Regions from separate parts of the Homo sapiens genome. Here region 1 is linked to region 2. A link is a loop called in an ENCODE intact Hi-C map of the cell type or tissue named here. Cell type or tissue: PC-9. All regions are shown on one strand. Each heading gives the region's core, and the rest is flanking DNA. Links, peaks and the distances in the headings are about the cores only. Region 1 overlaps ACOX3 (acyl-CoA oxidase 3, pristanoyl). Region 2 has its middle 41 kb from the start of GPR78.

The links. Peaks named below come from ENCODE experiments on the same cell type or tissue, not always from the same donor. Only the 100,000 strongest peaks of a DNase experiment are listed, where the experiment ranks them.
Region 1: it touches region 2 in a loop (5-fold over the local background); 1 of 110 quality-filtered maps calls a loop at or near these places.

What each region holds. Positions count from the first base shown.
Region 1 is chr4:8,426,723-8,432,032 of GRCh38, forward strand. All of the region lies in intron 1 of ACOX3 (acyl-CoA oxidase 3, pristanoyl), which reads right to left. Among named protein-coding and RNA genes, the nearest start is that of ACOX3, 11 kb to the right of the region's middle. RefSeq lists a silencer at 1,540-1,769. In PC-9, for the core only: a CTCF peak has its summit at 2,277; a DNase peak (open chromatin) is centred at 1,799; H3K4me3 peaks cover 1,617 bases.
Region 2 is chr4:8,536,713-8,542,069 of GRCh38, forward strand. No RefSeq gene overlaps it. Among named protein-coding and RNA genes, the nearest start is that of GPR78, 41 kb to the right of the region's middle. RefSeq lists enhancers at 3,215-3,304, 3,575-3,734. In PC-9, for the core only: a CTCF peak has its summit at 2,547; DNase peaks (open chromatin) are centred at 659, 2,179 and 2,509; H3K27ac peaks cover 4,152 bases.

The DNA of each region.
Region 1 (5,310 bases), core at 1-5,000, 110 kb before region 2:
ATTTCAATCCCTGTATCTTTAACCTCCTTGTTAAGTTTGTCTCTTCCAGAATCAAAGCTGTGAAACTACAAATGTTCTTCAAATGGAGCCCCAGATGCAGTCCATGACTAAGATCTACCGTGGACCCCTGGACTGGCCTGCTAGCCCATGCTCCGATGTTGATGACATCGAAGGCACCACTCCCGAGGAAATCTCAACTGCATGACCTCTACTACGCCCCAATTCAGCAGGAAGCAGTTACAGCGGTCATCGGCCAACCTCCCCAACAGCACTTGGGTTTTCCTGTTGAGAGGGGGTACTAAGAGACAGGACTAGCTGGACTTCCTAGGCCGACTAAGAATTCCTAAGCCTAGCTGGGGAAGGTGACCACACCCACCTTTAAACATGGGGCTTGTAACTCAGCTCACACCAGACCAATCAGGTAGTAAAGAGAGCTCACTAAAATACCAATGAGGCTAAAAACAGGTGGTAAAGAAATAATCAGATCATCTGTCGCCTGAGAGCACAGGGGGAGGGACAATGATCAGGATATAAACCCAGGCATTCAAGCCGAATCGGGCAACCCTCTTTGGGTCCCCTCCCGTTGCATGGGAGCTCTGTTTTCACGATATTAAATCTTGCAACTGCACACTTTTCTGGTCCATGTTTGTTCCGGTTTGAGCTGAGCTTTTGCTTGCCATCCACCACTGCTGATGGCTGCTGTCGCAGACGCCCCGCTGACTTCCACCCCCCTCCAGATCCAGCAGGGTGTCCACTGCGCTTCTGATCCAGCGAGGCACCGGTTGCTGCTCCCGGGCTAGAGACTCGCCATTGTTCCCGCACAGCTAAGTGCCTGGGTTCATCCTAATTGAGGTGAACACTAGTCGCTGGGTTCCACAGTTCTCTTCCGTGACCCACAGCTTCTAATAGAGCTATAACACTCACCGCATGGCCCAAGGTTCCATTCCTTGGAATCCATGAGGCCAAGAACCCCAGGTCAGAGAGCAAGAGCCTTGCTGCCATTGGGACCGGCCTGCCACCACCCTGGGAGCAAAGACCGGCCAGTAACAATGCCTTGCTAGGGCCCAGTGTCTAGACAAGGTCTACTGTCTGGGCTGCTGCATTCCAAATACGGCGACACCTGGCTAGTGCCCAGGGTCTACTGTCTAGGCTGCTGCATTCCAAATATGGTGATGTCTGCCTAGTGCCCAGGGTCTACTGTCTGAGGCTACTGTCATCCAAATACAGTGACGCCTGCCTAGTGCCCAGGGTCTACCGTCTAGGCTTCTGTCATTCACATGAGACGCTTGGAGCAGTTTCTGGCAAGGAAGTGGGGCTTCAAGATCACTATTCTGGCAACAGCTGCCTCCAGTCTTCTCTGCGATGTGAATCACTTCCCTTTCGTGAACAGCTGCCTAGTTCAATGTGTAAAGTCCTCCGAATGCCCAGCACGTGGGCCACCGGCCCTCCTGGCCCCTGCTCTGGGTAACCCTGGCCCCCCCGCCCGCGAATCCTCACAGCCCCCACACCCCCGGGCCTGGCACTTTCAGTGCCCCCGCTCCCGCCCCGTCGCGTCCGCGCCCCTGGCGCTAACGCAGCCTCCACCTTCGGGCTCCCCGGTCCTCGCTGCTCTGCACCGTCCAACTCACCCAGCAGGCGCTCAGGGGATGCCTGTCGGCCCGCGACCGACTCGGAGTACTGGGACTAGCTGCCCGCACAGCGCAGCTGTCTCTGGCCTGGCCCCACTGCTCCCCCGCCACGCCTCTCGGCCTCCGTCCGTCCCATGGGCGGGGCGGAGCCGCGGGCGCCCTGACGTCATCGAACCGCGCCACCCTCGTTGCCCTGGAAACGCGGACGCCGCTGCCACCCGGGCGGGCTGGAAGCCACGAAGCTTCGCCAGGCGCTCCCGGGCACTCTTGCCTTCTCTGCTTTTAGGCAAGGCCTGGCTGACCGACTCTGGCGAGTCGCTGCCCTCTCGGAGCGCCGTAGTTCTGAGATGCAGTTCACACCGCGGCCCTTCTTGGGGCCCACTCCAAGGCTACTGGATCAGGACCCCCAGTCTGGGGCCGGGCATTTTCAAATTAATCAGCAGGCTCTAGGTGGTGGCTCATGCCTGTAATCCCAGCGCTTTCGGAGGCCGAGGCAGGAGGATCGCTTGAGGCCAGGAGTTTGAGACCAGCCTGGGCAACATAGTAAGACCCGGCATGCCCAAGAGCTTGCTGAAGTTTGAGAACCGTGGTTCTGCAGAGTTTCTCAGAGAGCCCCTAGTGGAAGTGGGCCCTCATTGACCAGAGCAGCAACCAGCTCAATCACCCACCCTTTACTTGTTTTTCTTTGTCTCACACTTTCCACTTCCTCACTCGTGCACTCCGAGATCAGCTCCATTTTCAATTACCTGCACCCAAAGCCTCGTCTCAAGGTCTGTTTGGGGAGATCCAAACTAAGACACACACACTTCTTATGAAATTTACAGAGACAGTGTTGTACCTGAGCGAGTTAGAGAAAACGCCACTCTTTGAGACGAATTAAGAGTGCATTTATTTAGCCAGCGGCCAAGAGACAGCTAACGCTTAAAGTTCTCTCGGCCCCGAAGAAGGGACTAGATTTTCTTTTATACTTTGGTTTAGAAAGGGGAGGGGAGTCTAGTTAAAACAATTTTACAGAAATAAAGTAGGCAAAAAAGTTAAAAGGATAAATGGTTACAGGAAAGTAAACAGTTCCAGGTGCAGGGGCTTTAAGACTATTACAAGGTGATAGACGCGGGGCTTTGGGCGTTATCAATCAGACGAATTCCTGGGAATTGCGGATATTGCTCGCCACAGTATCTTATCAGTTAATTGTATTCTTGGATGTGCTGGGAGTCAGCTTGCACAAGTTAAGTCCTTGAGGAAGGGGCTGCCAGTGAAAGAGCGAAGATGGAGTCTGTCTGGCTCTCTTAGCGAAGGGAGAGTTAATTCAGGTGGAAACAAGGCTAGGTGATTAAAGGAAAAGGGAGAGTCTAAAAACAGGGTTAGTAAAAACAAGGTTGGGCATTACAACAGAATCAACTAGACTTAGCAATTTGCCATGTAAAGAACAAGGAAGAGCCAGGCGTTGTGCGCCATGGTTCTCTCATCTGCAGTCCCAACTACTCGTGAGGCTGAGGCGGGAGAATCACTTGAGCCCAGGAGTTTGAGTCTAGCCTGGGCAACATAGTGAGACTCTGCATTAAAAAAAAAAAAGTGAAAAAAGCACAAGGAAAACTAAATCCAAAGGTTTGCATTTATAGGGAACTAAAAGATGGGCAGTGCAGCTCAGTTATGGGGAGGAGAAAGAGAAGTACAATTTTAAATGTGTATCAAGTTTAAGATGTTGGTAGGACATCTGGGTGGGGATACTCAGGTCATGTTTGGAAATTCTGTCTACTTCTGTTCTACTCTGAAATACCTTCTCCTTGATTCCATGGCAACATTTTTCTTCACAGTTATTACTGTTATTTAAACAGACATATAATTATGGGTATCAGTGGGAGCGTCCGATTGCAAAAGCAGAAGGAAGGGACTGAAAGATCATTTCGGGCCTGGCAGGTACCCTGCTAAGCAGTCGGAAGTGATCCTTAGTCTAGACTAGCCTTCCCAGCCAGGGGTCTATTGTGTTTTTGCAAAGGTCCCTGAATCCCCAGGAGCAACAAGGATTGCCTGAAGACAAAGCAATCATGGTCTAATAAAAAATACACACCACTGTTTTTCAAATGTTTGGAGATACTGTTGAGAGTAATAAAATAACCATTTATTGCAGAACTCACACCTCCTTTAGGTCACAATTTCTGCCAAAATTACAACTACTAATCAATTGGGTTCACATGTGTTACTGACATTAGAAAAACATCTTTCGGCTGGGTGTGGTGGCTCACACCTATAATCTTAGCACTTTGGGAGGTCGAGGTGGGCAGATCACTTGAGGTCAGGAGTTTGAGACCAGCCTGGCCAACATGGTGAAACCCCATCTCTACTAAAAATACAAAAATTAGCTGGGCATGGTGGCGGGCGCCTGTAATCCCAGCTACTTGGGAGGCTGAGGCAAGAGAATCGCCTGAACGCAGGAGGTAGAGGTTGCAGTGAGCCAAGGTAGCACCATTGCACTCCAGCCTGGGTGACAAGAGTGAAACTCCATCTCAAAAAATAAAAATAAAAATATCTTCCCACTGGGAAATGATTTGGGTCCATTGCAGGAGTGAGAGGGAGAGGGAAGCCATTTCTAGGTAGACATTGGAAGGCAGGCTAAAGGGGAAGAGCTCAGGGCATCTGGTGGCCAGTACAGGTAAAAGACAAGGGCCTGAGATAAGGCCATCTTGGTGGAGCTGGAGGGTGGAGAGGGAGCTGAGTGGCTTTTTATTGTTGGTTCTATTTAAGTTAGGGCATCATCACAAAATGACATGGAGAAAACAAAGCACAGGTTTCCAGCCTTGGCCAGGTCCTCAGGCTCCCCTCCCTTCTCTGCCTGTCCCTTTTCACCCTCCTCTTTTCACACTTGTCTTCCTCTACCCTCTGGCTTGTCAGGGCTGGCCTGTAGCAAGTTTTGGCCCCCTGACTTCACTCTCTCCATTTAGTTTCCCAGATTGGCATCTGCAGGTCAGACTGTAGTTCTCAGCTTTGACCGTGGCTTCACCTCGGGGCCACCTTCTGGCATTTGCCTGCTCACGCTGTAGCACTCTCCATCCACCGTGCTCCCCTCCTGGGCCTGAGGACACTGCTGACCTGCATCTGACAGGGAACACGGGCCTCTCTGTGAGTCAGGGTGGTGGGGAGGTAGGAAGAGAGGAAGGGGTCGTGCTACACTCTGTTGTATTTGGGACCTGGGTGGATGGAGATGCCACTGGGACTGACACCAAGGGAGCAAATTTGGGGAAAAAAATAAGGGAATTTGGCTTTATACATGTTTGTTAGCTATTTCTGGGTGAAACCACCAGGAGCTGCACGTGGACCCCTAGTGTGAACAGTAGGGGTGGGGTGAGTGTCATCAGTAACTCAGTGGACAATGACCCACGGGAGCACTGCCATAGGGCCTCACCCACCCCCTCTCTTGTTTATCTTGACTTCTGTCCCACTTCTGCTCCCTTCGGCACACCGATTCCCTGCTCAGTTTTAGACCTTGGTGCTATTGACTGTCATTGGCCATTGTTGTTATGTGCACACATTGTTAAAGCTAAAGTTGCCTCCCACCCTCCGGTCATTTGTCTCCATTTATCCCTTCTGTCTTTCCCACCACCACCTCCTTGGCTGGTTCTGCATTCCCAGAAGAGTGGCTGGAAGAAGTCACCAGGTCCTTGGGAAGGGAATGGGTTCTGATGAT
Region 2 (5,357 bases), core at 1-5,000:
CGAGGGCTGGTACTGACTGAGGGAAGGCAGACAGGGCAGGGGCCAGACAGGCTCGGCACCCATCCTTTGCTGCCTCAGTCAGGCACCTGCTGAGCCATGGGGGGTAAATGCTCTGCACCTCACTTTTCTCATTAATGAGGGTAATAGAATTTTTGTCCCAGATTTGCTGTAGGATCAAGGAAAGGACATCAGTTGTCTGGCCCCATGTTATAAGATCAAGTCCCCTTCTCCATCCAGGTCTTTCTGGCACACACAAGTACTGGGGGACGAAGGGGAGGAGGGGCCATCACCTCTGGCCGGGACCTGTTTCATATCTAGGAAAGGTCCAGTGATGGAGACAGGAAGGGCAGTCTGGTGGAAGGCCCAGCCTGAGCAAAGGCTGAGAGGCAGGAAAGTACAGGTATTCCTGGGACGCAGAGGCAGCACAGCTGCCTGGGAGATCTGCTTGTGCTGGTGGAGCTGGGGCCTTAGCTCAGCTCTGCTGACTCTCGGGAGATCCTTCCAGAACACTGACCATCCACCCACCCTTCCCACGCTTGCTCAGGTTGGTTTAGCCGAGCCGAGTGTAATGTAATCGGTTGCAGAGGACAAAGGGAGAGTTGGGGCCAAGAAGAGCTCTCATCCTTCCTGTGATTGCTGAAGTCTGGCACACGTTCAAACTGCGGAATGACTCAATCGAAAAGTGAAAGTGGCAGAGTGAGGAGGTCAGTGGCAATGGTTTCACAGAGACTCCTGGACCAGGAACCAGGCTGCCTGCTTCCAGCCCCTCCATTCATTCTGTCTGTCCACCTGCAGACCTTTTGTCACGCCCCATGCTCCATCGCCACTGCTCTTAGTCAGGCATGGGATCTGGGAGCTGAGACCCTCCTAGGGCCTGAAGACATGTTCTTTCCTGATAGGAGAAGGCTGTCAGGGGAAAGGGGAGCTGAGACCCTCCTAGGGCCTGAAGACATGTTCTTTCCTGATAGGAGAAGGCTGTCAGGGGAAAGGGGAGCTGAGACCCTCCTAGGGCCTGAAGACATGTTCTTTCCTAATAGGAGAAGGCTGTCAGCGGGGCTGGGAGCTGAGAACCTCCTAGGGGCTGAAGACCTGTCTTTTCCTGATAGAAGGAAGCTGTCAGGGGAGCTGAGAGAACCTCGGCAGGTGGGGTGAGGTGGGGTCTTGGCTTGTAGGAAGGGCAAATTCTCAGGTGACATGTCCCCTGAGCTGGAGGTCATTGTGGATCAGACCCCGGCCCAATTGCCCAGGGCCAAGCCCTGCCTGGGTGTCAGCATCATTAGCCACGTGTTTCTGGATACCAGGAGGAATGTTCCAGAGACCCCAGAAAAGGCCTCTTCTTGCTCAGACTGGCTCTTTATTGCCTTTAATCTGGCAAACCTCAGGACAAACCTTCCCCCAAGGCCTTGTGGGATGGAAATGGGGAAGACAAAACCCTGGGTTTACAGCCCTGGCCTCCTGGGATGGACTAGATTTGGGAGGCCCAGGGAGAGAAGACGTGGTGGTGAGAGCAGAGGGCGGCATCCAGGGCGCATGCAGGGCAGGTCTGCAGTCAGGCGTGGGGTGAGGATGCAGCTTGAGCAGCAGTGGGGACAGAAGTGGGGAATCTGAGGCCAGGTTGGGTCTGATCCGAGGGCAGTGGGAAGCCACCTGAAGTTCTTGAGTGAGGAAGTTGAGATCCAGAAACAACCTTAGTCCCTTGGGCCCATCAGAGTTCTTCACTTACAAGTAACGGAAGCTGACCCTGGCCGACTGGAGCCAACGAAGAAGGTACTGAGAGCACTTGGAGCCCTTGCAGGGGCGAGGGAGATGCTGCGGGACCAGGGTCTGAAGACAGCAGAGTGAGAGCAGGGCCCCAGGGAGGCAGGAGGGCTGGAGTGTGACTTCTGCGTTCTGTGTTCTCTGCCTCCAGATTGTGCTCCAGGGAGGGAGCACGGGGGACCAGGGGGAGTTTTGTGTGCCCCTCCCAGCCAGGCCAGTGGAGGCTCACTGATATCTCATCAAGACTGTGGGTGATGATAAGGGATGAGTTCCCAAGGAGATGTCTGTGGTCCCAGCAAATATGGTTGGATGTGGGGCAGGCAGAAGGGGGAGTGCTCACGCCAGTCCTCATCCTCACCCCAGAGAGGCAAGTGGCTTGCTCAAGGACACAGGTGAGTCAGTGGCCAAACCGTGCCAAGTGGCCAGCTCACTGGTGACTCAGGCCTCTGTCTTCCTCTGCCAGTGGGTCATGGGATGAGTTGAAGACAACGTTTGATGAAAACAAAACTTCTGGGGATGTATAAGATGGGTACTGAGAGCAGGTGGGACCAGACAGAAGGAAGAATGGCTCCAGGACATGGCCATGGGCTCCGCAGTGGTGTAGATGGGTTCCAACCCCAGCACGGCCACTTGCTGGCGGTGTGGGACTTCACACACATTGCAGAACCTCTTTGATCCTCTCTCTAACTTCCCTGAGGGGCATGGTAACTGTACAGGGCCATCGTGAGCATCAGAAAGGATGACGTATGACGTGCCTGGCATGCAGTCCGGCCTGATAGGTGTGAGTTCCTTCTGGGTCCCTGCCACCAGGGGAGCTGGAAGGAGCCCCAGAGTGAAGTCATGAGCACTGAATTCAATTCCTGGCGGCTTTGCTGAAATTCGGCTCCAACCTGTCCTGGCTCCCAGACCACCAGCAGCTGTGCCACACAGTGTCTACGGCCTGAGACACACTCATCTGCCATCCCCAGCATCACGTCAGCACCACGGTGTCCTTGCTATACTGAGGGGTCCCCCATCTGTCCCTCCTACTCAATGGGAGCCCCTTGAGGTCAGAGATCACCTGTGGTCACTTTTTGCCACCAGCACCCAGGAAGGGACCCAGCATCACCAGTGACGGGTGGATGATGGATGAAGATGAAGCAGTGAATGTTCCACTGCAGAAGAGCCCTGGCAAGCTCCAGTGCCAAGCTCCTCTGTGCACACAGAGGGTAGTGACTGAGCTGCCTTAAGCCTGACATGGGATGCCCTAGTGCCCGGGGGTTTCTAGCTGCCCCTAGTCCTGTTTGCACCAAAGGAGTATGTGTAGGATTGCACAGGAGCCATCACCTGCTTGGCACCTCGGTCTTTCTTTCACCAGAGGAGAAGGAAGTGAGGAGAAGGCTTTGGGGTCCCATGAGGCTGGGTTCTTGGGGCATCACCTGCTCTCGAGTGTTCTGCAGAGCAGACTCACTAGCCCAGTGCACATCACTCTGCCACTCTCAAGAGTGTCCGGGGCATACCGCATCCACCTAGAGATGCTGGGGATTTCCCAGTGAGATTTGCTGCCACATGGAAAATTCTCTCTGCTCTTACAAGAACAGGCTCATTGATAATGTTTGATTGAGGGGGCTTTTCCTACATTCAAAATAATGCTCATTTACTGTCAGATATTTGGAAACTACAGAAAAACACTGTGAGGAGAGTATGAATTGCCTTTCAAAGAGAAAGTAACTTCCTGCCCTGTCTCTGGGTATGCAGAGGCATAGAGACACCCACACTCCCATGAGCTCAGCTCGTGCACACACAGGACCAGGAAGCCGGGGCGGCCTGGGTGGCTGTCTCGCTTCTTGCTTCCCTTTAACTCAATGTTGGATCCTGAACATGCCGTCGCACTCCTCGCCTGCGATGAAGGCCTCTGCCTCTGTGGTTTTATTTGGTTTCAGAGTCAGCACATCCATCTCTCTGCTCCCAAACAAGAAAAAACAACACAGTAACAGCCGGTTACAGAATGCCAGGAGTTCTCAGAGTCCTGCGCCTTCTTGCACAATCCTCTCAGCAGCCCTGGGAAAGATGGTGGCTATTATCCCCGTCTTACAGAGGAGGAAACTGAGGCACAGAGAGGTTCCGGTGGGGCAGGGGCGGGGCCTGGGGCTGTGGGCACCATGTGTGTCACCTCCCCCGTGTGATCCATCTGTCCCTTTCTAAGGTACAGAAGCCCAGAATTTCAGACTTGATAGCATCTGGACCACGTTTCTAGGCTGCCGAACAAAACACCACCAGAGTGGCTTCAAACAGCAGATGTGTGTTCTGGGGGCCGGAAGTCTGGGATCCAGCTGCCAGCTGGGTTGGTTCATTGTAGAGGCCTTCAGGAAAATCCATTTCACGCCTCTCCCAGCCTCTGGCGGCCCCAGGCATTCCCCGGCTTGTGGCCGCATCCCTGTACTCCGCCTGTGGGTTCCCAGGGCCTCCCCACTGCGGGCCTGCTTCTCTTCTCCAAGCATCTTCCCCAGTTGGGCCCTGGACTCAGTGGCACTGGCCACTGGATTTAGGGCTCACTTGGACAATTCAGCAGGATCTCATCTCAAGATCCTTAAATTAATTGTGCTAAGAGCTTTTTCCAAAGATGGTGACATTTGGGCCCCCATTCACTCAAAGTCCCCTGGCTGAAGCCACCCCTTACAGCAGGGAAGCTGAGGCACGGGGTGGGGAGGGCCTGCCCAGGTGCCCGGCCCCGACTCCTTGCTCGGGGTCTTCAGCTTGAGTCGCCTGCCATCCTAGGCTGCCAGAGACTCCAGCACCCCACTCCAGAGACTGCGTCACGCTGTGGCCCTCAGCTCAAGGATCACCCATTCGAAAGCCCACTTTTGAGCACCCACTGCAGTGACTTGGGGTACAAATCACCCCTCATCCAGTAACCCTGCCCATCTGAGAGCTGTCTTCCCAATATGCCGGTTCACATGGACTCAGGTCCCTGCCTCTATTTTGTGAGGTTGGAGCACAAAAATGATACAGGGCTCTTATTTTTTATTTTTGAGAAGAGGTCTCACTCTGTGACTCAGGCTGGAGTGCCGTGGTGTGATCACAGCTCACTGCAACCTCAAATCCCAGGCTCAAGTGATCCTCCCACCTCAGGCTCCCAAGTAGCTGGGACCACAGGTACACACCACACCAGGCTAAGTTTTGTATTTTTTGTGGAGATGGGGTTTTGCCATGTTGCCCAGGCCTGGTCTTGAACTACTGGGCTCAAGTGATCCTCCTGACTTGACCTCCCAAAGTGTTGAGATTATAGGCATGAGCCACTGTGCCTGGCCAGAGCTCACTTTTATGGGGTCATAGAAAAGGGGGAGTGTTGGGAATGAAAAGGGAAGCATGACAGATGGCCTCATCCATTCATTCTTACACTCAGAAATCTCACTGGACATCCGGGTGTGGTGGCGCAGTGAGATGAGATCGCACCACTGCACTCCAGCCTGGGTGACAGTGAGACTCTATCAAAAAAAAAATTAATTTTCACTGGCAGCCCGCTCTGTGCCCACTGGGGATGCAGTGGAAGATAAGATGGGCCATGCCTGCTCTCTCGTGTTTGGGGTGACAGAGTAACCAGCTGAACATGCTTTACG